2 separate regions of the Homo sapiens genome follow, and region 2 is linked to region 1. Evidence: chromatin loops called from intact Hi-C (ENCODE). Cell type or tissue: Caco-2. All regions are shown on one strand. Each heading gives the region's core, and the rest is flanking DNA. Links, peaks and the distances in the headings are about the cores only. Region 1 holds the start of OR2A14 (olfactory receptor family 2 subfamily A member 14). Region 2 has its middle 15 kb from the start of OR2A5.

What was found. Peaks named below come from ENCODE experiments on the same cell type or tissue, not always from the same donor. Only the 100,000 strongest peaks of a DNase experiment are listed, where the experiment ranks them.
Region 2: a loop joins it to region 1, with 10 times the contacts of the local background. A loop is called at or near these places in 13 of 110 quality-filtered maps.

Annotation. Positions count from the first base shown.
Region 1 is chr7:144,118,518-144,134,916 of GRCh38, forward strand. It overlaps OR2A14 (olfactory receptor family 2 subfamily A member 14), which reads left to right and starts at 4,659. Exons shown (of 2, transcript NM_001001659.3): 1 at 4,659-4,747; 2 at 10,562-12,671. The coding sequence starts at 10,596. The coding sequence ends at 11,528. It also overlaps the pseudogene OR2A15P. In Caco-2, for the core only: a CTCF peak has its summit at 9,416 (motif pointing left); a DNase peak (open chromatin) is centred at 9,394.
Region 2 is chr7:144,025,464-144,041,862 of GRCh38, forward strand. No RefSeq gene overlaps it. Among named protein-coding and RNA genes, the nearest start is that of OR2A5, 15 kb to the right of the region's middle. RefSeq lists a silencer at 4,919-5,119. In Caco-2, for the core only: no CTCF peak of the experiment used is centred there; a DNase peak (open chromatin) is centred at 6,478.

The sequences.
Region 1 (16,399 bases), core at 4,642-12,641:
CCTCAAGCTGTAGATCAGAGGGTTCAGCACCTGATTCCAAAGGCTGCAAAACAGGGAAAGGACCTTCTGCTGCTCCTCGGGATGGCGGGACTTGGGGGCCATGTACATGACAATGGCGTTGCCAAAGAAGAACTCCACCACACAGAGGTGGGAGGAGCAGGTAGAGAAGGCCTTTCTGCGGCCCTCGCCAGACTGGATCCTCAGGATGGCCGCCAGGATGCCCAAGTAAGAGACCAGCACCAGGCAGAGTGACCCTACCAGGATGAACATGCAGGCTGCAAAGATGACCACCTGGTTGAGCCAGGTGTCAGCACAGGCCAACTTGAGGACAGACAGGATTTCACAGTAGTGGTTGATTTCATGAGCCCACTGAAGGGCAGCCTCAGAATGAGAACTAAATGGACCAGAGCCAGGAGGAAGCTGAACACCCAGGAAGCCACAGCCAGGACAGTGCACTCTCTCCAGCTCATGAGGACATTGTAACGTAAGGGGTGGCAGATGGCCACATAGCGATCATAGGACAAAACCACCAAAATCAGACACTCTATGTGAGCAAAAGCCAAATACAAGAATGTCTGCATTATGCATGGAAAAAAGCACATGGTGCTTTTCTAGTTCGCAAGATCCACCAGCATCTTGGGAACATTGTTGGAAGCATAGGACATGTCAATGACGGCCAGGTGTGAGAGGAAGAAGTATGAGAGTGTGCAGACTGTGGTCCAGACAGATGAGTTCCAAGGCTATTCCAAGGGAGAAGCTCCAAAAGAGGAGCACTTCCATCTCAGCACTGAGCTGGAATCCCACCAGGATGAATTCTGTGACCATTGATTGGTGACATCCCATTTCTTTTTTTTTTTTTTTTAATTATTATTACACTTTAAGTTTTAGGGTACATGTGCACAATGTGCAGGATAGTTACATATGTATACATGTGCCATGCTGGTGTGCTGCACCCATTAACTTGTCATTTAGCATTAGGTATATCTCCTAATGCTATCCCTCCCCCCTCCCCCCACCCCACAACAGGCCCCAGAGTGTGCTGTTCCCCTTCCTGTGTCCATGTGTTCTCATTGTTCAATTCCCACCTATGAGTGAGAATATGCGGTGTTTGGTTTTTTGTCCTTGCGATAGTTTACTGAGAATGATGATTTCCAATTTCATCCATGTCCCTACAAAGGACATGAGCTCATCATTTTTTATGGCTGCATAGTATTCCATGGTGTATATGTACCACATTTTCTTAAACCACTCTATCATTGTTGGACATTTGGGTTGGTTCCAAGTCTTTGCTGTTGTGAATAGTGCCTCAATAAACATACGTGTGCATGTGTCTTTATAGCAGCATGATTTATAGTCGTTTGGGTATATACCCAGTAATGGGATGGCTGGGTCAAATGGTATTTCTAGTTCTAGATCCCTGAGGAATCGCCACACTGACTTCCACAAGGGTTGAACTAGTTTACAGTCCCACCAACAGTGTAAAAGTGTTCCTATTTCTCCACATCCTCTCCAGCACCTGTTGTTTCCTGACTTTTTAATGATTGCCATTCTAACTGGTGTGAGATGGTATCTCATTGTGGTTTTGATTTGCATTTCTCTGATGGCCAGTGATGATGAGCATTTTTTCATGTGTCTTTTGGCTGCATAAATGTCTTCTTTTGAGAAGTGTCTGTTCATGTCCTTTGCCCACTTTTTGATGGGGTTGTTTGTTTTTTTCTTGTAAATTTGTTTGAGTTCATTGTAGATTCTGGATATTAGCCCTTTGTCAGATGAGTAGGTTGCGAAAATTTTCTCCCATTTTGTCGGTTGCCTGTTCACTCTGATGGTAGTTTCTTTTGCTGTGCAGAAGCTCTTTAGTTTAATTAGATCCCATTTGTCAATTTTGGCTTTTGTTGCCATTGCTTTTAGTGTTTTAGACATGAAGTCCTTGCCCATGCCTATGTCCTGAATGGTAATGCCTAGGTTTTCTTCTAGGGTTTTTATGGCTTTAGCTCTAACATTTAAGTCTTGAATCCAACTTGAATTAATTTTTGTATAAGGTGTAAGGAAGGGATCAAGTTTCAGCTTTCTACATATGGCTAGCCAGTTTTCCCAGCACCATTTATTAAATAGGGAATCCTTTAACAGGATCTGAAATTGTGGCAATAATCAACAGCTTACCAACCAAAAAGAGTCCAGGACCAGATGGATTCACAGCCGAATTCTACCAGAGGTATAAGGAGAAACTGGTACCATTCCTTCTGAAACTATTCCAATCAATAGGAAAAGAGGGAATCCTCCCTAACTCATTTTATGAGGCCAGCATCATCCTGATACCAAAGCTGGGCGGAGACACAACCAAAAAAGAGAATTTTAGACCAACATCCTTGATGAACATTTATGCAAAAATCCTCAATAAAATACTGGCAAACCGAATCCAGCAGCACATCAAAAAGCTTATCCACCATGATCAAGTGGGCTTCATCCCTGGGATGCAAGGCTGGTTCAATATATGCAAATCAATAAATGTAATCCAGCATATAAACAGAACCAAAGACAAAAACCACATGATTATCTCAATAGATGCAGAAAAGGCCTTTGACAAAATTCAACAACTCTTCATGCTAAAAACTCTCAATAAATTAGGTATTGATGGGACATATTTCAAAATAATAAGAGCTATCTATGACAAACCCACAGCCAATATCATACTGAATGGGCAAAAACTGGAAGCATTCCCTTTGAAAACGGGCACAAGACAGGGATGCCCTCTCTCACCACTCCTATTCAACATAGTGTTCAAAGTTCTGGCCAGGGCAATTAGGCAGGAGAAGGAAATAAAGGGTATTCAATTAGGAAAAGAGGAAGTCAAATTGTCCCTGTTTGCAGACGACATGATTGTATATCTAGAAAACCCCATTGTCTCAGCCCCAAATCTCCTTAAGCTGATAAGCAACTTCAGCAAAGTCTCAGGATACAAAATCAATGTACAAAAATCACAAGCTTTCTTATACACCAATAACAGACAAACAGAGAGCCAAATCATGAGAGCCATTCACAATTGCTTCAAAGAGAATAAAATACTTAGGAATCCAACTTACAAGGGATGTGAAGGACCTCTTCAAGGAGAACTACAAACCACTGCTCAATGAAATTAAAGAGGATACAAAGAAATGGAAGAACATTCCATGCTCATGGGTAGGAAGAATCAATATCGTGAAAATGGCCATACTGCCCAAGGTAATTTATAGATTCAATGCCATCCCCATCAAGCTACCAATGACTTTCTTCACAGAATCGGAAAAAAACTACTTTAAAGTTCATATGGAACCAAAAAAGAGCCCACCAAATGTTGGTGATCAAATTAATTTTCTGTGGTAACTTTTTAGAAAACGTTAATGATAAAAATACTGGGAGTAAAAAGCTATTTATGTACAACCTGAAAGCATGCTAAATGTAAATGTTATGTTCTATTTCACAAGGGAGACCAGTTTGGGTTGGATTGGTGAAGAGGGCTCCAAGAGTGCTTTGCAGAATCAGTATTAAGTATGAAGTCAAGTGGGTAGAACAGTTAAAATTGTCTTGAAATAAGGAATAAGAATTTCAAGACTGGGAGCTGCTAGGGGTAGTACTTGAATGAAGTAGAGTGTGTGCTTTGAAGAATAATGAGGTAAGTAGAGTAAGCCTCTATTGGTCACACAGATTATGTTAAAAGAAAAATAACTCCAATTATACTCCTCTTGGATATATCTTTTACTGTTCTCCATGATAGGTTAAATCTATTACTATTATTTTGAAGTGCTCCCTCCACCATAATTTAAGAATTAAACCTCTATTGAGATCTAGGTTAAGAAAAGACACTCAGAGGGTAAGAACTGGAAGGATTTTACAATCGTCAAACTTTATCACTTAGTGCAAAAAAAAAAAGGATAGAGAAAGAAAGAGTATGGCCATTTTATCTGTAGGCACTAACCCACAATAAGGAAATAAATATGTGGCTAAGAAATGCTTGAGATGGAAGGCACACTGAAGAAATTCAAGGAAGAAGATGAAGTATACCTGAACTACCAAGTCAATAATATTTGTGAGAAATTTGCAGTAGTTATTTTACAATGACGTTTTCTCCATTGAGAGAAAGCTATTTTTCTGAAGTGATGCTTTAACAGAATTCAGGGACCTCTAACCAGCAGAGACCAAGAGATCATTGGCTCTCCTCTAGGGAAACTAGGAATTAGAGAGTGGAACAATTTTAAGATTGATAGAATAAGTATTGAAAGAAATTAATTTAAGACATGATCTTGGTTTTTAAATCTTCTGTGCAAGAGTCTTGTCTTTTAACAGAAATCCTGTCCCTGTCCAATCCCAAGTAAACACACATAACACATCCCATGGGAATGCTGAAAGAACAAAATGAATAAACATGGGCAATGCCTTCACTGGTTTGCCTGCTAATAGGAAAGTAGCAAATATCTTTAATTGTCTCTGGAGAGATATGATTAGAAGTATTACCACTGGGTTCTGTTCTCTCAATTATTATTTTTCTCTGCAGGGAGTGAGTGTCTAGTCAAATGATGGTAGAAAAAGCCTGGCTTACACAACTAATTGTATCATAAAGTTCAGGAGAGCTTTGTATCTGGGCTTCACCTCCCAAGAAGGCCTCATTAGCGAGGAGAATCAATCCCAGTCTATCCATTCTGCCTTTCCTGTCTTTGAGGTTCCTAGCAAGCCCAAGGGTATGTTAGAAGAAAAGACCACAGATTATTGTACTGTAAGTAAATGTGGTGTATTTGCCTTGAGAAAGGGTTTACAGATGGAAATGGGAAAGGGGCAGTGAATGAAATCACTGGCTCCAGATAGTAGCGATGAAATGCCCGTGCTATGTGGTCTCCTTCTGCTTCTAAGTCTGTATTTATAGCTAGGGTCCTGAGGGGACCTCTAGGGGCCACCGTCTATCCCAGGATATGGCCATGTACCTCTGACCTTCTCGGCCCCTCCATCCATATCCCCTCATTACCCTGTGGCAGCTCCTGGCTTTGTCATCACTGTGCCATAGAAGAGGATCAGATAACCATCCCTATAGGGTATGATCTGGCTAAAGGGCTCCAATGATTGTCAGGGGCTATGCGGCTCAGGTGACTCTTTTTTACAAATAATGCTAATTTTAAAAACTGAAGTAGAGTTTGTAAGTGGTTTGCTTACCCAGGGATGTATCCTCCTTGCCCCTCTGCTAACTGCCTAGTCCTGCACATTCTCAGAAGCGTTGTGTCACCAGACAAGATCCCCTTCTCAGTTGTTCTGGATACAGGCACCATTCACTCACAGGGAAAAGCCAGTGCCTGTCAGGGTACAGGTTCTCTTTTTTTTTTCTGATTTTAGCAGAGGAACCATTGAGCACAGAACATGTCTCCTTATGATGACTGGATCCAGACATTCTCCTTAACGATGGTTCTCATATCCCTAATTATATATCTAAAAAACCTAAGTTCTTATGTGAGTTAATGCATTTAATCCTCACAACTATGTTATGAGACAGAATTTATTACCCCATTTTGTAGATTGGGAAACTGAGGCATGAAGAGGCACAGAGAAGTCATAAAGCTAGTATGCAGCAAAGCCAGGATCTGAACCCAGGCTGCAGGGCTCAGGAATCCATGCTTGTTCATTTGTTTTTAACACTAGGCTGCGGCCGGGTGCAGTGGCTCACGCCTGTAATCCCAACACTTTGGGAGGCCAAGGCAGGCAGATCACCTGAGGTCAGGAGTTTGAAACCAGCCTGACCAACACGGAGAAACCCCATCTCTAATAAAAATACAAAATTAGCCAGGCATGGTGGTGCATGCCTGTAATCCCAGCTACTTGGGGAGCTGAGGCAGGAGAATTGCTTGAACCTGGGAGGCGGAGGTTGCGGTGAGCCGAGATCTCACCATTGCACTCCAGCCTGGGCAACAAGAGCGAAACTCCGTCTCAAAAAAAAAAAAAAAAAAAACTAGGCTGCTCCCTAGGACTAAGCTCAGTGTCAAAGTATATTATTGGAGATGGCAAGTTATTTCTGAGTAATTGCAAAGATTTGACAAATCAGTGCTGCCTTACAACCCCACTGCTGGAGGCCCCAGGGCTCCCATTCTAAGACAATTTTCAATAGAAACTTTTCTTTTGTGTCAGTGCTAAACACCCTAAATACGCCCCCCTTTTCTTTCCAAAAAATTAATCCTCTCTCTATCATTGGGATATTTAGCATGGTGGGATTGACCTCTTACTATTACAGCCTGTATTTTTTTTTCTTCAGTAAGGGAGTGTGGTTACTTCAAAGGAGTCTTCCATTTCTTTAAATTGCTTTTTAATTTTAAAAATCAAAATATAGGAACATTTATATTAGGAAATCAAAGCAAAATGTGTGTCTTATATTTAAACTCAAAAACAGCCAAAAAGAAAAGCAAGATAAACGTGAAAGTGTTTGCAACACCATGATGATTGCACTGGATTTCCAATTCCTATGCTTTAATACTTCCCTCAATTTTACGATCTCTTTAATATCATTAGTAACAGCTGACATTTATTAAATTCCTATAATGTACCAGTGCGATGGTATTTCTTCTTCACATCAGTCCTTTTGGTATCTGTGGTCAACATTTTACATTTGACAATAATGAGCCTTAGAATACGTGACTCAAATGCGTCATGTTCATTGCTCAGAATCAAGACTGGAATAGTGTTCTGGCCAAGACTGTTACTCCTGTTGCTTTCATTCTTATTCAGAGACCATATTTTTTTCTGTCACTGCTAAATTTGCTTTGCTCTTTAAGAACAGAAAAATGTATCCATGCAGTTTTTTCCCTTACTCCATCCACTGAAGATTGTTCTGTAATGTGTAACTGGAGTGGATGCCTAAATAAATCTTCCTTTCAGATATCTGATTCTTTATTGAACTTCCACAGGCTTTTCTAAAAGAAAAGTCTGACTACTTGAACTGTGAAATCCAAAATACAAAAGGATGCCAATAAATAAAAGGAAAAAAACTATTTTCCTCTTATACTGTATATTTGTTTACTTAACTTCACAATTGAACAGATGGACAATTTTTGTGTGTAGGTAGCCACCATTATAGACTTTTCTCCTTGTGGCCTCTTGTACACAACTGTTAAAAGCACAGTTGATAACCAGAGTTTTATACAGTTTGGATGTAGTTCACGTCTGATTAAATTTCACTTTCACTAAGAATTCTATTTGTTTCTTTCTTTATTCCTGCTCTTTAGAAATAGTTTATTCTAGGCTGCTGGGGTTTTTTTCCCCGAAATTCCTTACTTTACAAAAATTACAAATAAAACTATAAACCCAGATTTGCTTAATTATGAATTTAGATTAACCAAACAATTGTATTTATTTGGTAATGACTGGATTTTTTTTTTACTCCTAAAGCATCCAAATGCCTGCTACCTAGGTCACTGGGCCTTGGAACAGTAGGAGCACAGATGTGTACACCACAGATGGGAGCCAGGAGGGACTAAAAATATGCAAAATATCCATGTGCTTGGAGGTCTCAGGGATAAAAGGCTTCTCCTTTTCAGCTTGATTCATTGGGACATTAACACAACATTTGCTGTGTCCAAAAATTGACAACTACCATTCTGGCATTAAAATTATATTGTGCAGAAAATTAAACAGTTTCCTATTTCAAATATGTGCTCATTGGAAGTTCTGTACATACATATCTTTTAACTGTATTCTGCTTTCATGAATCTAAAAGTAAATCAATTATTATAAAGTCAAAAGTATATCAGCTAAACTGATGAATTTTTTATGTCAATTTCAGATTGTTAAAAATATAAACAAGGTTACAAAGAATAAGTACAATCTCCTGCTCACTATGGTTCAGGTACATTGTGTTTCTTTCTTTCTCTTCCCAGAACTCACCAAGTGCATCTTGTTCAGAGACTTTGCGTTTACTGTTCCATTACTGTTCTCTGTGTAGAGAATGATCCTCTTTTGGCTCTGGGCAGGGTTGTGGCCTTCATGGTTTAGGTTCCACTCACCTGTCTCCTCTTAAGAGAGACCTTTTCCAACCATCCCATCTAAAGGAGACCCCCCTCAAATCAAGTAGCTTTCTATTATTTTACCTAGATTATTTCCTTCATTGTTCTTTTCATGGCCAGCAATTATCTTTACTTGTTTACTCCTGGTCTTTTACAGTGGTAATGAATCATGCCCTCTCTCTGTTCCAAGTCTGGAAAAAATGAGTTGAATAATACATGAAAGAATCGGATATAATTCAAAAAGGTATTTTATTAATAAAGTCTGTTGAAAAGCATGGTTTATATTTTCAACAAAGTTTCTCTCCAAATTAAAATCACAACCATTAGCTGACACCCCTTCCCCACCTCCAAATGGGACTGAACATGCTCCTGATACCTTAATCCCAAGCAGATAGAAATGCATGCAGGTGAAACAGAGAACAGAGAAAGGTCACCCTCAGTTTCTCTTTCCTGTTTCACAAATCATATAAATTAGGGGAAAGAGAGAGGCAGGTATACTCTAAAACAATTTTATCCAGGGGCATAGAGGTTTCCTTCCCTAAATAGAAATGTGAGGTGTGGAAGAGAAGCACATCACCTTAATATTACTTCTTTATAATCTGCCTCCCTTTCAGAATGTGTTTACATCATCCACAGCTGGGCCTCTAAAGCTTAGAACAGTGGCTGAAACAGATCATGCACTCAAGGATCATTCGTTAAGGGATATACAAAATACAAATATAAGTTACAGAACATTGTTTGCTTATGAAAGTAACAGAGATTGTAATTGGTAATGCCTAGTACTGACTATGTGGCAAAGAGACATGATTCTTACACACTGTGGGAGGGAATTGCAATTGGTCAGATTTTCTAGATGGAAGTTAAAATAGGGATAAAAACCTTAGAAATGTCTGTATATTTAGCATCTGCAATTTCACTTTTAGAATATGTTCTAATAAATAATTATGAATATAGGCAAATCTTAAGTTTAAGAGAAATGTATCTCAATGCCAATAAAAATAAGAAATAAACAAAAATTCAAACAGTAAGAAATTCAGTAAATTGTGACAGAATATTGTGCCCCTTTAAAATAATGTCCATAAAATATAATTTCGATACAGGAAAAGTATTATATTAAGTGAAAAATTGTAATGTTTAAATACTCTGTACAATACCCTATTTTAATATATAAATTTGAGGATCTACGTATTTACTAAAATAAAAGACATCAAAATTGTTTTTTTAAAAGTATCCTGTTGGATTTGAACCTTTAGCCTGATTTGAAAATAAAGATAGTCCTCAGGCTGTTTCTGGAATAAATGTGAAGTGTTAACAGAACAGCACCAGGTCACATGGTTTCTCCACCTGATGAGGCCATCCGTCCTGTTCATGGCCCTTGGTCGCCCCCTGCTGGCTGGATAGACCCAGACCCTCCAGGAAGAGCTCCTTAGAAAGAGCTCACCAGCTGGGGCTGCACCTGATCCCATCCCCATCACATGCTCAGATTCCATCTGAACAGCAACAGGGCTGCTGGCATGATCACAGGTGATGGAGAAGAATACAGTTAGGGGAACCGACAGCAACCCCAGTTGCCATAGCTGGGAATATATTGATGACAAAAGACTCTGTCACACTGGAAAGTAAGATAAGCTCTGAGAGATGTCAACATATTAAGTTATAATCGAGAAAAGAGTCCAATAAAATACAATTACGATACAGCGATCATCTTTAAATGTAACCACTTAATGTAAATTGGTTTTTCTTTTGAATTTCTTATTTAAAAGACCTCAGAAATGTCACCATGCTTAGTTATTTTAAAGATATATACATGTATTCATTGTATGTAGCCAAGAATTATTTCACTCATGCCTAATTTACAATAACAGATGCTGATGAAGAAGTAAGGAAAACTCTCAAAATAAAACTACAAACACCAGATATGGAAAAGAGGCACCTAAAGTTGCTGCTAGGGAGTACTGGCCAGCTTCTGAAAAGGAGCGTCTTATCTCAGAAAGCTTTAAAGAAACTACAAAATTGAAAGCTATTTAAAAGTGATTTCAAATCTGAAATAAGTGGGTAGAAAAGCCTGTGAGGAGGTGAGGGACAGTGAGCAAGCCCATGGCAAACAGAGGGTCCCCGTCCCTGCACATCTCAGACTGAGAAGGAAGCAGGATGAGCAAGTGAAACCACCTCATAATGCAACATTTGTCAAGGTCCTCTCTTCTCAAACTACGTAAAAATCAAGATTTCACACTGAAAGGGAAGCAAGGATACTTGAGTTCTTCAAAATAACACATGTGCGTGTGTATCCCCTTATGTAGGGTATATTATAATAGATCCTGTTTTGTTATATTTTATTAAATGTTATATACATGTACACATACACACACAAATATATATACACATATACATGTATGTATTCTTATTATTCCATTGATACAATGCGATTTTTTCTCATTTTTATGAGCACACTTGGTTAGTTTTGGCAACATATCTGAGAATAAATTCTAGAAAATTCATTCAAAGTTATAATTTCTAAGTGCTCCCTCTGTGCATCTTTGACTGGCCCACAGCTCTGACCTTCCTGTCCTAGATGTCCACAAGAGCATGGAAGGCAACAAGACATGGATCACAGACATCACCTTGCCGCGATTCCAGGTTGGTCCAGCACTGGAGATTCTCCTCTGTGGACTTTTCTCTGCCTTCTATACACTCACCCTGCTGGGGAATGGGGTCATCTTTGGGATTATCTGCCTGGACTGTAAGCTTCACACACCCATGTACTTCTTCCTCTCACACCTGGCCATTGTTGACATATCCTATGCTTCCAACTATGTCCCCAAGATGCTGACGAATCTTATGAACCAGGAAAGCACCATCTCCTTTTTTCCATGCATAATGCAGACATTCTTGTATTTGGCTTTTGCTCACGTAGAGTGTCTGATTTTGGTGGTGATGTCCTATGATCGCTATGCGGACATCTGCCACCCCTTACGTTACAATAGCCTCATGAGCTGGAGAGTGTGCACTGTCCTGGCTGTGGCTTCCTGGGTGTTCAGCTTCCTCCTGGCTCTGGTCCCTTTAGTTCTCATCCTGAGCCTGCCCTTCTGCGGGCCTCATGAAATCAACCACTTCTTCTGTGAAATCCTGTCTGTCCTCAAGTTGGCCTGTGCTGACACCTGGCTCAACCAGGTGGTCATCTTTGCAGCCTGCGTGTTCATCCTGGTGGGGCCACTCTGCCTGGTGCTGGTCTCCTACTTGCGCATCCTGGCCGCCATCTTGAGGATCCAGTCTGGGGAGGGCCGCAGAAAGGCCTTCTCCACCTGCTCCTCCCACCTTTGCGTGGTGGGACTCTTCTTTGGCAGCGCCATTGTCACGTACATGGCCCCCAAGTCCCGCCATCCTGAGGAGCAGCAGAAAGTTCTTTCCCTGTTTTACAGCCTTTTCAATCCAATGCTGAACCCCCTGATATATAGCCTAAGGAATGCAGAGGTCAAGGGCGCCCTGAGGAGGGCACTGAGGAAGGAGAGGCTGACGTGAGACATCTCAAAGGGAACCATGGGGAGGGAGCCTTGCTCCCTGCAAAATATAGAAGTTGGCTTTTTTTTTTTGTCTTCTGCTAGAATAAATGCTACCTTAAACTGGAATACTATAGACCTATACATATAAACTGAAGACACAAATCTTTTAGAAAAGATAGGTAAATGCATTTATAATACTGGATAGGCATAAATTCATAAAGAAGACACAAAAGTCCCTAGATATAAAATTTTTAAGTTCGATAAATATAGGACCTCTTCACATTAATCATTGTGCTCATCAAAGTCACCATTAAGAAAGAAGAAATGCAAGCCACAAACCAAGTGATCGTATGGAAACTACATGTACCCAGAAATGGAACTATTGTTCATACAGTACATAGAAAGAACTCCTTTAAATCAGCAATAAAAAATATAAACAACCAAATTTTATAAAATTAGCAAAACATGTGAACATATACTCTTACAGAAAATACAAGGGGCTGATAAACATACAAATGCTGCTTTCCACCATTAGTAAGCAAGGAATTGTAAATTAAAACCACCATGAGATACTATTATATACCCACTAAGATGTCTGAAATTTTTAATGGCTTATTTATCATTGAGGTTATTGGAAATCTATTTCTAATATTGGAAATGGTCGATACTAGCAGAGTTTGTGCCAATAGTAGCCAAGTCACATTGAGTTAACAGGAGCATAGTACACATCCTCAAGATCAATAATTAGTGACACTTCCTGTGAAGATACACAGGTTAATGCTTAAGGCTTTGAGGGCCATCTTCTGCGTCAAAACAACTCAACTCTGACAAAAGCAGCCATAGACAATGTGTAAACAAATGGGTGTGCCCGTGTTCCAATAAAACTTTATTTGTAAAAACAGGTGGCTGCTGGAATGGTGCCCAGGGACAGTAGTTTGTGAACCCTTGTTCTAGATCTTAAAACTAGCATAGTTCCAGCTGATCCCACTTTAGAGACCCTCACTGGGTGGGGCCTCAGGGAGCATGTGATTAGACATGTCTTGCAGTCAAATTCCTGTGATCACATTGTACTTACTTGAGAGTGAGACTTTTCCTCCTTTGACACTTTCTAAAATATGCCATGACTCAATAGCCAGTGGACTGTAAATATTCATGGTTTCTCCATCACACAGGAATTAAGAGCAGGCTCCTCATACTCCATCACTAATTTGAGCCTGAGATCTTAGGATAAAAGTTTGCAACTCAACATTCTAATTGGAGCACAGCAGTCCAGTGAAAACAAGCACAGAGATATCTTGTACAGATTAATTTTTAAGAGTGGATTTAACAAGATCGTAGATTTTTAATTGTTTTCTTTTATATTTAGCAACCATTTTATTAAAAGCATCTTATATCTTGATATTGAAAAAGTCCTAGTTTTAATTATATTTTGAGAGAGCCACTCTCATCTTAGCCTGGAATACCCAGAAATGTAACTCTTAACCCTAAGCTGATAGCTGATAATAATTTTGCCTGGAAGAGAACATAGAAGGAAAAATTACTAATATCAAAACCTCAGGATATGTTAGAGTTCTTTTTAGGATGGAGTCTTGCTCTGTCACCAGGCTGGAGTGCAGTGGCACGATCTTGGCTCACTGCAACCTCTGCCTCCCAGGTTCAAGTGATTCTCCTGCCTCAGCCTCCCGAATAGCTGGGATTACAGGTGCCCACCACCACACCCAGCTAATTTTTGTATTTTTACTAGAGACGGGGTTTCACCATGTTGGCCGAGATGGTCTCCATCTCCCGACCTCATGATCTGCCCGCCCCAGCCTCCCAAAGTGCTAGGATTACAAGCGTGAGCCACTGAGCCCGGCCTGGAGATCTTATGCTGTAGAAATCTTTACTATGTAAAGAAGGGAATCACTAGACTGATACGGCAGGGATTTCTAAAGCTGAACACTACTCTGATATTCAGAGCACAAGTTATCTTACTTTCACTAATCTCAGAAAGTATTAACCTATCTTGCTTCCTTTTTATTCCTGAAATGTAAAGTGTTGTATACTAATGTATTATTGTTTCCATTTTTTTTTCTTGGTGCTCCTCAGCCAATTTTAAAATCAACCTGCCCATTTCTAGCCCTCGCACAATAGCATACGATTTTCCTCTCAGTGTCTACCATCCATTATGACAAAATATTTCACTGATAGAATTCTCTGTGACATTTGATTTGACAACAAAAAGAATGGTGACTGTCCCACAAGATAAGAAAAGCTTTTAGGGGAAATAGATGCCTACCTAGGCATCCTGGGACAAGCTGAATTCACTTTAAGAGGGGGAGAAATGTTAACTAGAATAAGCAAAAAAGAGGGAATTCTCTTCCATGAGGAAGGCAAAGGAGTGAACTCAACATAGAAACGTAATGAAGTTCAGGTGGAATGGGTCATGCAGACTCAGCAAATAACGCAGGATACTGCTAGGACTCAGTGTTAGAGGAGGGGTTTGTGCCCTGACCCAACAGGACTTATTGGCTGATTTTTTTGTTGCTTGTCGGTTGGTTGGTTGGTTGGTTTTTTTGTTTGTTTGTTTTGGTTTGGTTTGTTTGTGTGTGTGTGTGTTGTTTGTTTGTTTGTTGAGACAGGGTTGCTCTGTCACCCATCAAGGCTGGACTACAGTGGTGTGAAGTTGGCTCACTGCAACCTCTGCCTCACAGGTTCAAGTAATTCTCCTGCCTCAGCCTCCCAAGCAGATGGGACTACAGGCAAGCACCACCATGCTCAGCTAATTTTTATATTTTTAGTAGAGGCGGGGTTTCACCATGTTGCCGAGGCTAGTCTCAAACTCCTGAACTAAATTGATCCACCCGCCTCAGCCTCCCAAAGTGCAGGGATTACAGGCGTGAGCCACTGTGCACTGTCCCTATTGGCTGTTGTGATGCAGACAGAAGCAAAAGCAGCCCTGGGGCAATGGCCTTCCATTCTACTTGAATAGGCACAAGGGGATCACTGAAGGGAACCTTGTAGACCTTATAACTTATCGAAGTTCTCTGAGGCACTGATAATTTTCACTGATGGACTATGACTGCCTTCATCCCAAGAGTAGATCTGAGTAAGATATAACCTGTAGTACAATTAGGAGTTCTGGGAACTATTCTGAAAACACCGTGCCCTCACCTGAGGACAGAGGTGGGTCCCGCTATATAGCAGCACACAATAGAAACTAGTTTCAGTGGAAAGCTTTTAAACCTAGATAGGGTAACTGAATTTGTCCCCAACAGAGTTGGAACCCGGAAATAACCAAATCATGGCTAATTGTAACGATACTTGTCAGTAATAATATGGTGTACGAGCATGGGCCACAGCTGTTAGAAAGGGATAGTAAATACTTCTCTAATTCTTACTGATTTGTTCTGGAATGAAACTGCTTATACCATGATCACACTGCAGTATGGTATAACATTGGCATTGTTGGTAATATTCAACTATTTTATGTAAATAACTCGTGTTAATATTGAAACTGATGATGAAATATATTGCAAAATCAGGTTAAAACTTCCTGATACCAATGGAAAAGGATGGCCTGTAGAAGAACTTAATATAACTAACCATCAGCTAATATCTACGCTAAATTGTTCTGTATAAGGTTATCACAGGGTGCAAATAAAGGGGGAAGCCGGTAATCAGATTAGTGCGAAAACATGAAAATGTATGTGTATGTCACGACTTTATAGGATGGATTAGCTGTTTTCTTAGGTCTTTCCCTACCCCACAGTGACTCACAGATATTAGACATATTTATGCTGACACTATTGCTGTATCTGTTATATAAATGCTTTTCTAAATATAGATACTCTGAAAAGTGTGATCATTCTGGTAAAAGAGCCTAAGCCAAGTGCCTGGTGAGTGAACTGTACAAGAAAGGGTTAACTCAGTTAAATTTATATAAACTCATATAAAACTTTAAAATACTCTAATCATATCACTTAGAGTAAGACACAGAAATGGAAATTTTTCCCTTTGGAATTTGGATTCAGGGCCATGTTATTTTGGGTGGGAAATCTGAAGCAATAGCTTGAGGCCTATAATAAAGATAGCATTGATAGAACAGCATGTGTTCAAGGAAAAAATATAGGATCAAAAAATGAAAACAATGCTCAGTGGTTAAGATGAAATGGCTTTATGGGATAGGCAGAATTCTCTAAATGGCCCCCCTTAGACTTTTGTTATTTAATCAAACACTAATCTAGGTTCTGCTGTGAAGGGGCTTTGTAGATCAATGGGTCCTAAAATGTGAAGGTTACCATGGTAACAATCAGGTGAGTCTTCTAAAGGCTGGGAATTTTTTTCACCTAGTAACAGAGGAGGAAGTCAGAGAGATTTGAAGTGTGTGAAGCACTCAACAAACATTGCTGATTTAAACACGGAGGTGGTCCCATGTAGGCACCAGAGTGGCAGCAGGCAGCTCAGGCCATCCCAGATCCCAGAGGACAGAAAACAGCAGTGACAAATGGACAGAGATTTCAACCCTACAACCACAAGGAATCTAATTTTTCCAACAACCATTAAACTTGAAAGAGGATCTCAAGTCTCAGATGAGAATTGCAGACCAAGCTAAAATCTTGATTTTGTTTTAAAGAGAATCCAGCTGACCACCAGGACTTCTGATCAATGGAAACTGTGAGATAATAGATATGTGCTGTTTTAAGCCATTAAGTTTTTGTTAATTTGTTGCAACTGCAATAGAACGTGAATGGTGAATACACTTTTGGTATTAAATAAAGATCATTTGTTTCCAGCTCTAGTCCTTGCTAGATTGGTGATCCATAATTTAGCGCAATAATTCTCTAGCTCTTTGGTCTCAGAACACTTTTAAATTCTTAAAAATTACTGAGGGTCTGAAGATATTTCATT
Region 2 (16,399 bases), core at 3,279-11,278, 94 kb before region 1:
AATACCCCAATTTCCATGAATATCAGTGATGATTTCTTCAACTGAAGGTCATATCGGACCCCTGAATGTTCTCATTTTTAAGTTTTTTTATGGTTTTAAGCCTTTTTGTTTCCTTTTTCTTTAACAGCATCCATACATGATTTATCATTGTGTATCCTCAAACAACTATCCTATTTTTTTGTGTATACAGAGTAAGCCATCTATAAATATTTGTTAAATAAGGCATTTGGGGCTAATTTCATAAACATTACTCCAAATAATATTTTTTGAGGCTACACATTAAATTATTTATAGTCAACTTCCCAATTGAAAAACTCTGTGGTTCTCTATAATTATTTAGCTTTATTGTGATATAATTGATATGTGAAATTTACATATTATATCTCAATAAAGCTAAAAATGTTAGATAATCAGAGTTTTTCTGCAATGTACAATTTAGAAAATGTACACAATGTACAACTAAAGACAAAATGTGCAATTTAATGTACACATTTCATTGAGCTTTGACATATGCATACACCAATTATACCATCCTTTACAAGGTATCTAAAGTAGTAAAAGTCATAGAAACAGAGAAGAGGGTGGTGGTTTTTAGGGGCGGGCTGAAGAGGGAAACAGGGAGTTGTTGCTTAAATGCTTAATTTTAGGTATCGACTAGGCAGGATTATGGAATATCTAGAGAACGGGTAAAGCACTGTTTCTGGGTGTGTCTCTAAGGATGTTTCCAGAGGACAGTAGTGTGCGAGTCAGTGGACTGAGTGGGGAAGATCTGTCTTTAATGTGGGTAGGCACCATGCAATCTGCTAAGGGCCAATTTGATAGAATAAAGAGGGAGAAAAGGATTGTCCTCTCTCTCTCTTTCCTAGAGCTGGGACACTCTCCGCACCCTGCCCTTCCACATCAAAACTCCATGCGCTCTGGCCTGGGACCCTGAGACTGCAGCACTTACACCAGCGCCCCCTGGACCCCCAGGTTCTCAGGCCTTCAGACTTGAACTAAAGATTAAACATTCTGCTTCCCTGATTCTGAGGTTTTTGGACTTAGACTGAGCCACAGTGCTGGCATCCCAGCAAGTCTGCAGCTTGATGGCTTGTTACCATACTCCTCAGCCTCCATAATTGTGTGAGCCAATTCTCCTAACAAATCCCCTCTCAAATTATCTATCTATCTATCTATCATCTATCTATCTATCTATCTATCTATCTATCTATCTATCTATCTATCTATCATCTATCTATCTATCCTCACACATATCCTATTGGTTCTGTCTCTTTGGAGAACCCTAACACATGGGCATAAAGTTTCACTTATGCAAGATGAATATGACATAGAGATCTGCTATATACAATACAATATTGTGCACTTTAAAATATGTTAAAAGGACAGATCTCATGTTAAGTGGTCTTACAAAAAAACACACACTCAAAAGAATACAAGTACATTTTTAGAAGTAATAAGATATGTTTGGTTCCTTGATTGGTTTGATGGTACCACGGTTGAATGTATATGTCTCTAATGTATTTTTCCAATTAGAACTGTTGTACATAACAGGCTACCCATCCTGATTATTCATCTCTGCCACTCAAAAATATTATCGTTTTTCTTGAAACATAATAATGCATCTCATGCTGTAGCTATTAGTTTATGTTCAGCTATACCAACAGTAGACTGTTGTATAGTATCAGAAAAAAACGTGTATTTTGTCTTATGTACACGATAAATAATTAGTCCAGGACAAATAAAATAGTGCAGTGACCTTCTGGGGAAAAATACTATCAATTTTCTCAAGTAGTGTTTGTTTGGTGTTAGTACCATCTAGTGGGAAATGTGAATAGTGTTCAAGAATTAAATCGGCATTGGAGAGTTAGTATTGAGACAGGCCTTGAACATTCACCTGGTCCAATATTCTCTATTATTCAAAGGAATAAACTGAGATTTAGAAACTTCAAGGACTTTCTCAAGATTTAGGTAAGGCTGAGCACCTATTATGTGAAATAAACTGTTAGGTGAAATGCAAAGAATTGTGTTTACCACCAACATGGAGATATAAGATATTAGTAAGTAAAATGTGATGATAAAATATTTGAATTATTCAATATGAGTAAAAAACTACTAATAAAATGAACACAAATTTCTATAAGAACTCAGAAGAGTAAGAAAAACATGCTAAACGTGCCGTGAGTAAAAATGCAGTTTTAGAAGAAGCGTAATTTGTGTTAAATCTTGAAAGCTGTGTAGGATTTGGATAGCTAGAGAAGCAAGGAAGGAATATTTAATGCAATGGAAAGGAGAGAAAAGGAGATATTCAAGGAACAAAAAGCAAAAGAGTAAGATGAGAAAGTAAAAGGGCATTAACTAATTTAAGTGAAATAGGTATGAGTAAATCAATTTGATATGAGAAGATAAAGAATAAATCACAAACTCTAATCACTAAATTGGGTCAGTGTAATGAAGGACTTTGTAATTCAAAGGCACAAAGCTTGGAATTGGTAATTCAAGTTCTTAAAGTAGCAGTGGTTACAGTTTCAAATTATGACTACATATCAATAATTTTTTAAAAGGCAAATATCTTAATGGTTTATGAAAGAGTACTTCTGGCTTGAAATAAGATTTCCACTAAAGGAACACACATTGATTCAAAAGGTGTTATATTTCAAATAACTTAAAGGGAAGTGAAAATGATGTGCTTTGGAAAATTGTGTTGGATGATTCACAAAGTAGCTCTGATGACAAAGACACTAAGGTCAAAGACGTAGGTGAAAAGTTAGAATGAAATTGTGGCATGAAGTCCAGCTGAAAAAGGATTCTGACTAAATCATTCAACTTTATTAAGTATTACATGTGACTTAAGTGTGGAATAAAATGAATAAATGAAATAGAAACATAAAAAGAAGTGTAGTAATAACTGCCATTTATTGCTTTTTGGCATTATTGGGATTGTGCTTTACTCTGTCTCAGTTATTTTTGATATGTTCTGCATTCCTCACATTTTTATAACATATTTTTTGTATAATCAGAAAAATACATTTTTCAAAACTGAATAAACAAAGAAGCTTTTTGCATTTAATTTTTCTTTAAAAGTTATACATTGACATGGTTTAACATTCTCAGGAGTATATAGTGAAGGAGTTTTTCTTGCTTGCCCGTGTCTTGGGAATGGATCTTGACTCCTGGGAGACACAGCGTAAAGGGAAAGCCATAAATCCAACATTATTATTTTTCTAGCACTTTTAGTGGTTTCGGTATGTTTATTGAGTAATCAAACTTTGCCTTACTGATTTGTGATGTCATAATCATCATAAACAAAATTTCAACATATATTGAAAATTATGTGCTTTATAATTCAACATATATTGAAAATATGTGCTTTACTTAAAATCTTTTTATTCTGATCCATTGATGTGTCTCTCTAACCATGCACCAGTAACAGTCTTCAAATCACTCTGATTTTATAATGTTTGAAAATACAAAAGACCAGGATTCCTCATAACTCTTCTCTTATAGAAGTGTCCTGCTGTTCATTCTTTTTTCTTTTCCATGTGATTTCAGCATCATCCTGTCTACAGTTAAAACAAATCCAGTTGCAACTTTCACTGGGTTTGCATTATAATTATTAAATTGCTTAGGGGAAATTGGCATATTTATAATGTTCAGTCTTATTCAAGAACATGGTCAAGTTTGTTGCTTTAGTAAGCACTGTTACTAAGCTTTTTTCAGATAGTATTTACATGTTTTGTTAAATTTTGGAAATTTAATTTTCTTATTTTATTAGTAATTTGATTTTTTTGAATTGTGTTTAGAAAATAATGCAGGCATTCATTTTACTTTTGGAAATTAGGTTTATTTTAGGCTTGATATGTGGCCCTTCCTTCCTTCCTTCCTTCTTTCTTTCTTTTCTTTCCTTTCTTTCTTTCCCTTTCCTTATGAGTTTTCTACTGGCATTTAAAAAGAAGGTTCGGCCGGGCGCGGTGGCTCACGCCTATAATCCTAGCACTTTGGGAGACCGAGGTGGGTGGATTATCCGGGGTCAGAAGTTCAAGACCAGGCTGGTCAACATGGTGAAACCCCGTCTCTACTAAATATACAAAAATTAGCCTGGCGTGGTGGCAGGAGCCTGTAATCCCAGCTATTCAGGAGGCTGAAGCAGGAGAATTGCTTGAACCTGGGAGGCAGAGGTTGCAGTGAGCCGAGATCACGCCATTGTTCTCCAGCCTGGGCAACAAGAACAAAACTTCGTCTCAAAAAAAAAAAAAAAAAAAAAAAAAAAAAAGAAAAGAAGAAGAAGGTTCATTGTCTGTTTTCAGGTTTCAGAGACTGTGAAGTATTAATTATATCTATTTTGTTAATTATGCTATTTAGACCTCTATGTGTTTTTTCCCATAATCTGATACAGAGTGAAAACAGTTGAATTCCTCACTCCTGCTAGTTCTATGTTCCTATTACCTCTTGAGTCACTTCTAGATTTTGCTTTATAAAGGTTGACTTTATTTCATTTGAAGTTTATGTAGTTATAACTATAATATCTGCTGTGTTAATTATATTATTTGGTCTTATTACATGCTCTTATATGACATTAACTTTTTTGTCTGATATTAAGATTACAATTCTTGCTTTACTCTGATATTAAGATTACAATTCATAATTTTACTGTTTAAAAGTGTAATACTAAAGTATTGCATAGTGTCCCTAAGTACAAGAAAGCTGTGATGTGCTTTTACAGAGAAAATATAGGTGTTAAATAACCTTTGGCACACCATGAGTTCAATGTTAACAAGTCAACAATGTAGTACTTCCAAAAACAGAAACAGAAAAAAAGAAAAAGTATGCCACTACTCATGCTTTTCTTTTTAAATATTATAAATCTCTTTGCTTTAACTCTGTTTCTTGTGAACAGAGTAAAATTGAACTTTGTTATTTATATCGAAACTCTAAGTTACTTTAATAAGTGAGTTTGTCTATTTATAACTGAAATGTTTATTTTAGGATAGAGCATTGGATTTTATGTTAAGCTTGGTGGATTTGTAGCTTTAAAAAACATGTGTTGTATGTTTTATTTTTTGTGTCATTCTAACATTGAAGATTTAAGATCATTCTAACTTAAGATTTAAGTTTCATTCTGGAGGTTATGTTTTAGATCTCTAATTTTGTGCAATATCCTTAAGCTTCTGTTTCTTTACATTGAATTAATTACTTCCCACATGAATGTAATTACCTGTTATGGACAATAATGGAATTTGTCTATATACTCTTTATCCTGCCTTCCTGTCTCTCCTCTCTCATCTGATTTTAGTTGAGCATATTACCATTCTTAGTATTTATTCTTATCAATTAAATGTACTTATATCTGTTTTACTTGATTTGCCAGATTTAAGTGAAATACTTTTGCTCTCAGACATTAAAGATGAGGAAGTCAGCATTACACAATCTCCTATCTTCTTTTCTTCCATTTTTTGTCATTTGTACTTATTTCTATATTTTCAAGTCATGTTTTTGGCATTTGCATTCTGCCCTGCCAGCTAAGTCCTCATATTTACTTTCATCACAGTCCTACAAATAAAAAGATTCAATGCTCACTGCCACTTCTGTCACTGATTTTCTGGGACTGACATTCTTTGGTTTCTGTTATGTTCTATACTATTTGTGTCTTTTCATTTGTACAAACATTTGGCTGGGTAAAAAACTTGTGTGATACTTTCTTTCCTGGAGGATTTTTGTAAATGTTCCTTCACAAACTTTAGCTATGCTATTGGATATTGCTATGAAAATGTACAAATCTAGACTGACTCTATAAGTAGCTTTACTTTTGCCTAGCTAACCACATGATTCTCTCTTTATATTTTAAATTTAGTAACATTACTAGGATGTATCATTATACTTCCATTCTGTGTCAATTTCCCAAGGACATAGTTTGCCTTTTCAATATCTAGATTCATGTCTAATTTTTACTTCAGAAGAATATTCTTGAATTATAACTTAAACTACTTTTACTTTATGACTTAAATTTTCTAGAAAATGAACATATCAGCACTCTTACACCTATCTTCCACATTTTTCATGTGTCAATTTAAGAAAAAAAGACACCAGAGAAGATTATCTCCCAACAAAACAAATGTATTTGGGAGTAAATAAAGAGAATTATAATCTGGGATGTACTATGGCAAATACAGTGAGGGAAGAGTAAAGGAAAACTTTTATTGCCAATGGTTGAAGTTTACGTAAACTGCTCAGAAATAGAGTTCATTGGATTCATTGGCTCAAAGCCAGAGATATTGGTTCATTGGTGGAGATGCTATTACTCGGCAAGTGTTAAGGGAACATCTTATCGGAATTGCTGCAATCCTAAAGAATGTTTAGTGATAAACCTTATCATAAAAGTATGTGTATATATGAGAAACATGCAAGAATTTCTCGTGGGGTTATTTTTTAAAGTCCTTTAGACTGTGTGTGTGTGTGTGTGTGTGTGTGTGTGTGTGTGTGTATCTCAGACAAGTAAGCATGAGTTCCTTTCCTTCATGCCCTCCTGACCCCAATTTGTGTGTGTTTGACTGGTTACTTCATCCTGGTATCGGCAGCTTTCACATTTCCCCATTCTGATCAAGATCTTTCTCCAAAAGCATTGCTAATTCATTTTCATTCTCTATTTCAATTTGGGTATACTTGCTTTTATTATTTATATGCTCAATATTCCTTTGTGTGTTTCCAGCAATGTCTCTATTCTCCTTATACCTGTTCCAATTTCAACTTTATTTCTGAAGTATTTTTGTACAAAATTTCATTTCTACTTTAAAATTTGTGTGATCATACTTTATTTCTTTTTTATTATACTTTAAGTTTTAGGGTACATGTGCACAACGTGAAGATTAGTTACATATGTATACACGTGCCATGTTGGTATTTATTTCTACTACATCAAGATATTTGAGTATTTTTGAGTCTCTGCAAAGTCTTGAGTCTCTGAAAGCTCTTCTTATTTTGTAAAGAAAAGGGCTTCCTTTCAGAAGTGTTTGCCTACCACATTCATCTGTATTGTAAAACAAAATTCTCTTGTGATTTTTTTTAATCAGCCATTAAGTTTTCCAGCTTTTTCCTTGTAGAATAATTTGTAGATGCAGATATTCTCTTTATTTACAGATTCCGTATTTGTAAATATGCCTACTTGCTAAAATGTGTTTGTAGCCCCAAATCAATACTCAGGCTACTTTTGTGGTTATTCAAGGGCGTGTCCAGTGTGGCAAACATTTGAGTCTCCAGATGTGCATGTTTCTGGCTGAGATCAAACAGGACAACGCTCTGTCTTCTTGGTTCAGCTCTCAAACTGTAAACTAGCGTTCTTTCTGCAGGCTACCCCGGTGCCACATTTTCCATGTTCTTGTGCTTTTTGTTGATAATTTTACTGTTTAAAATGGCCCTCAAGTGTAATATTGAAGTGTTATACAGTGTTCCTAAGCACAAGAAAGCTGTAATGTGACTTTACAGAGAAAATAAATGTGTTAGATAACCTTTGGTACCGATTTAATGTTAACAAGTGAAAAATACAGTACTTCCAGAAAAAAAAAAAAGAGAAAATTTACCAATCTGTATGTGAGACTACTCAAGAAAGTGCTAAAGTAGCAACTATAGTGTGCTATGAAGCTATGGCAGAGATGAGTGACTAAATGTGTGCATGCATAAAATAACAGCTAATAAAAAGAAAACAAATAACAGTCACAACAGCAAAACCACAGTGGGCAGCACTATTGTGAGGTTGAAAGCCAAAGAAATTTATGATCATATTATCTAAGATCAAGAAAATCTTAAACCCTTCTCAGCTAGTGCTGGCTGGGTCACATGTTACCAAAGGAAATGCAGCATGGAAAATGTTAAACTTGCAGGAAAGATAGGTTCTGCAGGTAAGAAAGCTGGAGAAGAATTTTTAAAATAAAGGCTAAGTGTTATACAGAAAAAGGATTACATGGACGAGTTGTTTTTCAACACTGATGAAACCAGCTTGTTTTACAAGGATATTGGCAAAGGAACTCATATAATGTGAATGCAAATTGTATTTAAGTTGATGAAATGCTGCTGTGAAAGGTTTGCAGGACTGTAACCCTGTATTTATTTCCCCTAGGAGCAATAGCTGAGGTTTTGTTAATTCCCCTCAGAGCAATAGCTGAGGTGATTGTATAGAACATAATCCCTGTAAATAACAAGAATTACATTATTCTGGTTTTCTTTATTTTTAAAGCAGATGACTTTATTCCCCAGACAAGCATGTTTCCAGGGATTTGTATGATGGAAGAGCCAAAACCAACAGAACATTTCCTTATGATCCAGGGTTTTCAGTGTGTTTGAGCTTTACTTTCTCACAGCCAGGGAGAGTGTGCAACTTCAGGTTTTGTTGTTGTTGTTGTTGTTTTTAACAATAAAGAATATCTTCTTTTAGCCTTTTCTACAAAGATAATCCTTTTCATGCAAATGACACTTGCGGCATGGCTCCATATTTAGTCCATCTCTTCTACTTTCTGATCCAAGCCAGCTCCCTGGATGATCTTCCAAGAAACATTCCAAGCCAAATTCAGTAATTGCTTTAGCTTACTGCGTAGAGAGAGGTAGAGAGAACTCACCCTGTGGTCTCATGAAGTTCAGGAGAAACAGTTCAACTTCCTAAATGCTAAGCTGATTAGTATTAACATGGCAAGGTACCAGAGGAGAAAGACATCTCAGAGAGATCGAGTTAGAGATAGAGAGAGACAGACAGAGAGAGAGAGAGAGAGAGAGAACTTTGACAGAGAGACAGAGAGAGAGAGAACTCCAGATATCTTCAGAGAGTTCTCCTCAAACCTGTGGCTGAATACTGATCAGCCCATCTCTATAAGAAAACAAATGTGGCTGGGGAAAAACCATCAGAAACAAACAGGGAACAGTTATTCTCAGAGCTCACACCAGGCCAGGAAGAGTTCATGTCCCCATCAGCTAGAGTGAAACACCTCTTAACATATGGCCATTGAATAGAGTCCTGGAAAGTGGCAATAAACAATGGCATCAATAGTTGGATTCAATGGTGGTAATAAGAATAACCCCAGATTAAAGACTGCTGTGGGCTTAACAAGGATTGCTAGCAAGCCCCAAAGGTCATTCTTAATGGGAAATTATTAAGTCTTTCACTTTCACCATGTGAAGGGGTTGCTGCTTATTCCTAGTTTGATGGAAGTTTTATTATGAGTAGATTAATTCAATTTTTTTTCCTTTCTATTGTGAAATTTTTAAATATATAGAATTTTAATAGAATAATATAATGAACACCCATATCTCCTTCTACATTAACTAATTCTTAATTGTTAATATTTTGACATTTTCTATATATTTATTATCCATTTATATTGCTTCCTCTTGATACAGATATAGATGTAGATATAAGATATAAATACATCAGTGGATATATATATTATATATATGCTGAATCACTTAAAAGTACGTTTTAGACATTGTGAGTAAATCTTAATAGAATATATGTACACGTACATGCACACACACACACCCCTATATACCACGGAATAATTTAGCAAGTATTTTCTAAGAACAAATATTAAATACAATATCATTATCACACTCATGAGTTTAACATTAATATGATAACACTATCTAAAAATGCCTCTTTGGGTTTCTATCTTGTTATTCAATTCAGGATCTAATCAAAGATTGTTTCAGAGCATTTAGTTTCTTACCTGTTTAGTCTAATTTTATCTCAAACCATTCTCTTACTCTTTGTCTTTCATGTCATTGGGATTCTTTGAAGAGTGCAGTCTACTTGTTTTGTAGAAGGTCCTGAAATTTGGAATCCTCATATCCAGATTCAGATAAAGCTTTTTTGGAAGTAATTCTACATAGACATGTTGTATGCTTCTCAGTGCATCACATCAGGAGACATATGATGTCAGTGTGCCCCATTATTGATAATGCTATTTGGTGATTTGTTTAAGTGTTTTCCACCATTTCTTCATTGTAAGGGTATCTTCTCCTTTGGGAATTCATAAGTACTCTACAGCATGAATCTGGGAGACTACCTGAAGATCCTGTCAGAGGTGTTTAAACCAGAGAAACTCTATCTTGAATAGGGGCTGTGTAAAATAAGGCTGAGACCTACTGGGCTGCATTCCCAGGAGGTGAAGGCATTCTTAGTCACAGGATAAGACAGAAGGTCAGCATAAGATACAGGTCATAAAGACCTTGCTTATAAAACAGGTTGCAGTAAATTAACAAGCTAAAACCCACCAAAACCAAGATGGCTACCACCTCTGGTCATCCTCACTACTACACTCCCACCAGCACCATGACAGTTTACAAAAGCCATAGCAACGTCAGGAAGTTACCCTATTTGGTCTAAAAAGGGGAGGCATGAATGATCCACCCCTTGTTTAGAATATAATTAAGAAAGAAACACAAAAATGGGCAACCAGCAGCCCTCGGGGCAGCTTTGTCTAAGGAGTAGCCATTCTTTATTCCTTTACTGTCCTAATAAACTTGCTTTCATTTTATGGACTTTTCCTGAATTCTTTCTTGCATGAGATCCAAAAACCCTCTCTTGTGGTCTGGATTGGGATCTGTTTCCGGTAAAAATCCTATCTCCTAAGATATTTTCAGTCAATTATTTTAGCATCCACTGTTTGCTTGAATAAATTATTAAGTTGGCTCCAAGGTAGTCATTTCATAATTCTTTCAATTCTTTTTACATTTATTAGTTGGCATTCTTTTCTCCATATCCACCCTCCATCTTTACCTTGCTCTCTGCCCTGTAAGACTGATCTGTAAAAACTACGGCTCTGCAGCCCTCTGGCTTCCTAAGTCTGGCTTATTGGAAGCAAAGACAAGAGAAACAGGAAAGAGGGAGAACTGTGAGGTCAAGAATTTATTCACTTCCTGCAGGGTAAATATGGACTGAACCAACTGACTCTGATTCAAGTTCCTATTTAGCCAACCCTTCTACATAGTCATCCTTGTCTCCAGGTTCTAATAACAGCCATCCTCTCTTCTCATTTAGGCCTAGAGGTTGTATAGGAGTTTTATTACAAGCTCAGAATCCTGCACTATCCTGGTATCTTGCACCCTTGCTTGTGGTTTTCCCATATTCCTCTCATACCTTTGTAAATAGTCCTTTTATTAAACTTTTCTCAAATGGCGTAACTTGTGTCATTGTTTTCCTGCTATGACCCTTGGTGTTTCATTTGCTTTGCTCACTTCCTTTTATTTCTCTTTCACAAGAATCACAGCTGCATTCAATGGCTCTTCCAAACTTCTCTGGATTCCTGCTCATTTTTCCTCATGATGTTTTTACAACAAATCTTTTGGACATCTAGTCTATCTTGGCATTTGCTGCTTGGAGGACCTAGACAAACATTGTAGTTTATTAACTTCAAGCATTCCCATGCCATAGACTTTAGTTAAAGCTTATAGAAGAATTGAAAGAGTTGAATATGTTGCCATCAATTTAGTATCTATCAAGAAAGATTCTCTTGTACTAGCATTTCAATAAAGGTGCCTGAATTGAGTGTGTGTCAAGGGGGTGGTTAGACTTGGGGTTAAAAACAACTGGGAAAGATATAAGCTAGCAGCATATGTTAAAATCAGAACCGTATTAACTTGAAGAAGTTCTAACTCATATCCTTTACTCTTATGTCTTCAGTTAATGTTGCCCTGTTTTTGTCTTCCTTGCTGTTTCCAGGGAAAGAATATTCAAGGCATTTGTTTGGATGGTGGAACTAGGGTCTATGTGTAGGTCTAGAGATGGCACATGCACCTTCATGCTAAACTCTCCATCAGCAGAAAAGTGGAAAAGACTTTAGAATGAGTTTTAATTTCTGGGGCTGTCACTTATATGACCTTGGAAGAGTTCTTTAGCTTCGATGAACTTGTCTCTTATTTTATGAACAGGGAGGTAATAAATATTCACTTTTAAACATTTTTTTGAGGATTGGTGAAACTGCCTATAAAGGACTTAGCACTGTGCCTAGAATATTGTAGGATATTTGGTCTATTATTTTTGTCTACATGTGTGAATTAGAAAAAAGCCCAATCTATTGATAAGATGTTTGGATCTCCAGTCTCCAAGGAGAGTGTCTCCTCACTCCACTTAAACACCAATGCTGGTGCCCCACAGCTGTGTAACCAGGACTTGTTCCCAAAGGCCAAATGCCTGTGGTCTCTGGAGCAGTTGCCTGAAGAGTGCTGCTGCTGTAATTAATTGTGGTAAAGTTTTAATGAACCCCATAAGGATATTTTTTTCTGACACTTACTTTGTAAAACCTAAAATAGTTTCTATTCCTATGAGATCAATTATAAAGTTTTTTTTTTTATCTTTACCAAGATGCCTGAGACAACTTTCCAGCTGTGTCTTTTTAATGAATTCTCCACATGGCTCCTGGGCCATTGGTTCTTCCTACACTGAGACAGCAGGAGCTCCCGGGGAGCAAGGCATGGAAACTTCTGAGATCCAGAAGATGATTTCCCTGGGAAGGCTCAGAAGTGCACATTCCTTTCAACTTAGAATCTCTCTAGATTCATTCACAGCCACTGAGGGAGGGAGGAAGTGATGGAGAGTACTCCAGAAGGCCTTAATATGTCTCTTATAGATCAGGCCTTTCTCATTAGTTTTATATTTGAGTCTAGACTTTGGGCCTCTCAGCTCTGTCTTGTTGACTAGCAACTAGAGGAGGTGTGCTATAGATCAAATCCTCAATATAGATATGAAAAGCATATCTATACTCTTACTAACCCCAACCCCAGACTCAGGCTACCTCTGGTCTTTAATTAACCTGATGGATGTGCCAAATGATCCCTCACTCCCAGGAAATGTGCTTATCCACATACAGGCCAGTTTGGACATTCAATTGAACGAATTACTCAATTTGTGATGAAAAACATTTAATTTAAGCTACTTTGGAGAAATAAGTTTAGGTCTATAAGGCCAATTTATGAAATAGACTGACATTTATTGCTGAAGTAACCAATTCTTTTGAGCTTTCATTCACATTGGTTTTTACACTTACCATCTGTCTGACATCTCAGCAGCATTGAGATTAAGGTAATTGAAAAAAGAAGCCAGGGTGGATTCGATTTAATATAGACAGTCCAGTCAGTAGAGGTATTGCCAAGATATATCTGATGGAATTTTATAAAGAGGCTTCAGCTCATTATTGAAAGGTAAACAATACTGACACTTATAAAATACTTCCTGGAAAAAAGTAAGCCAGCAAGGTACTAATAGTCAAAAAAGTTTCCTGGATATGTTAGGCAATTTTGTTTAGATAAATTCAATTTAATTTATATAGGGTGATCAGATGGTCAGAGGTTTTAGAGAGAAAGTTCTTAGAGTGAAGAATTAGTTAACAGAAATATACAATTTTAGGTGATTATAAGTGGTCTCTTAAAGCAGAGAACATTTATCATACATGCTTATCTCTTTTTCCTCCCCAGCTACCACTAAAATGGCAAAAAAGCAAAGGTATAATCCACAGAAAAATATAAAATTAGAGGGAAGACAGAAGCAGACCAGAGAAACTGCAGATTTCTTTTTCAATACAGAAAGGCACAAGGGGAGTAGTAACCAACTTATCAGATAAGAAGCTACCAGCTAACAAGCACGCAAAAGAGAAACCACTTAGAAGCACAGTGCATTCCTTTCAAGGGTCCTCAGGAAACTTCAGACTAGCAATAGTTGAGAACGAGAATACAAAAAGGGTGAAAACAGGGGTGTAAGCTGAAAATCTATTATTACAGCAGCTGAATCCTCTGTCCTCTTTACCACCACCACTCGGTTAGGCAAAAACGTGCCCTAAGCAGGAGCCTAGAGGTTATTCTATGGAAAAATTGAAGATAAGGCTTAGATTGCAAAATCTTAGAGCAGAAGACAGTGAGGCTTGGGACTGAACTCAGAGAAATCAATAACCAATGTGAAGACCCAGGGAGGAGAGTACGCCCCATGATGCTCCCTGCCTCTCAGTCTTTCATACTCAGGTACATTCTCTTCTTTCTCATTTTATAAATTAACAATATGTTAGAAAGATCATTCATCATGACCAGTGGGATTTATCCCTGTGATGCAAGGATGGTTCAACACACAAAAATCAATCAGTGGAATACATCATATCAACAGAATGAAGGACAAAAACCATATGATTATTGCAGTTGATGCTGAAAATACATTTGATAAAATTCAACATCCCTTCATGATAAAAAAACCCTAAAAAAACTGGTGATAGAAGGAACATACCTCAACATAATGAAAGCCATCTATGACAGACCCACAGCTAGTATCACAACAAATGGAGGAAAACCTGAAAGCCCTTCCATTAAAATGTGGAACACGACAAGGATGCCCTCTTTCACCACTGTTATTTGACGTAATACTGAAGGTCCTAGCTAGAGCAATCAGACAAAAGAAGGAAATACAGGAATCTGAATTAGGGAGATACAGTAGCTGTCAGTAGTATATTTGCAACTTTTTGTAAAATTATTTTAAAATAAATTATTTGTAAAAATTACATAATATTATGACAAAGAGAAGAAATTTTATTCTTAAAACAAAGTCATCCTTTGAAACTATTAAACTTATAGTAAATTTTTTAGATGTCAACTTAAAATAATGCAAGGGAGTTTGGAAGTTTTCAAAATTCTTTCAATGCCAATGACTTATATCATGCTTGAATTTTCTACCTAAACATAAACTCATTTCTCTAATTCTAATTCCAATTAGATATCTTAACCTATTTCTATTTGAAAACAAAGGAATTAATAATCATATAATCCACTGGATGAATTTGTAAAATTTAAAATCAATGAAAAATCTAAAAGAATTACAGTTTCTCCATATAAAAACCCAAACATTAAATGGAAACATATTTGTAGCAAACAAAAACACAGAATCCATAACTCTAATGAATAAAAAGTGCATGTAAATTAATAACAAATATTGTTATATGCACGGTTTGCTGATATTAACTACTTTTTTCATTCATTCAGCAAGCATTTATTGAGTGCTTTCCATTGGCCAGGTCCTGAGCCAGGCACTCTGGATAGGAAATGCAAATGCCCAATAATACAATAATGTTACATTCAAATTTCCTAGTAATCAGACATATCCAAATTAGAAAGTTGTAGTTTTAGACTATCAAATTGTTGAAGACAGTTTAGAAATTATATGCAGGCACACTGAGAGAAACATGAAAGCAGGGAGTTGTTTAAAAAATTGGTTGGGAGGCCGAGGCGGGTGGATCATGAGGTCAGGAGATCGAGACCATCCTGGCTAACAAGGTGAAACCCCGTCTCTACTAAAAATACAAAAAATTAGCCGGGCGCGGTGGCGGGCGCCTGTAGTCCCAGCTACTCGGGAGGCTGAGGCAGGAGAATGACGTGAACCCGGGAAGCGGAGCTTGCAGTGAGCCGAGATTGCGCCACTGCAGTCCGCAGTCCGGCCTGGGCGACAGAGCGAGACTCCGTCTCAAAAAAAAAAAAAAAAAAAAATTAGTTGGGAGGGAGTGCATCAGGATAAATAGCTCATGCCTGCAGGGCTTAATACCTAGGTGATGGGTTGATAGTTGCAGCAAACCATCATGGCATATATTTACCTATATAACAAAACTGCACATTCTGCACATGTATCCCAGAACATAAAATAAAATAAAATAAAATTTTAAAAAAATTAGTTAAAAATGGAAAAATTAATTGAATCAATCTTTTTAAAGAATAACTTTATAATATTATAATAACTACCTCTTTATTTTTCAACTTAGCTCTAATGAGAACTCTGCAATATTACTTTATACCCAATTTACAGATGGAAAAACAATTTGGAGATGTTAGTTATCTTGTCCAAAGCCACATAGAGAATCATCAGTTAAAATTATATTGATTGATAGATTGCCTAGATTATCATGGTAAGTGGCAAACAGCATCAGAAATTTTATGTATAATGTGAGGTCTATTAAGCTAAAAATATATGAAAATTGGGAAAAAGAAACCACCAAATGTCAACAAATCTACCTTTGAGGTGTGGCCTGATGGGTGAATTTCATTTTCTTCCATGATGAGCACAGGTGGTATTTTAAAATAAAAGAAAGACAAAAGCATTTTAAAAGTTGTTCTGCATGAGAAGCACTAAGGCCCGTGAAACTCAATCAGACAGCAAGACCATCTTTCCATGTGACACTAATGTGCCTCCTAACGCTTCCCAAAGGCAACATAATAGACATGGAATAGGGCAGTGGTTAAGAGCATGGAATTTGATGTGCATTTAAGGTTACTTAAGCTCTTGGATTTTTAATTTTCTTATTCATATAAAGTCATTTCATTTTGGGTATGCTGCATGAGAGTATATATACAAGGTTCCTGCCACATATCAATAATAGAACCAATGTTTCAATTATGG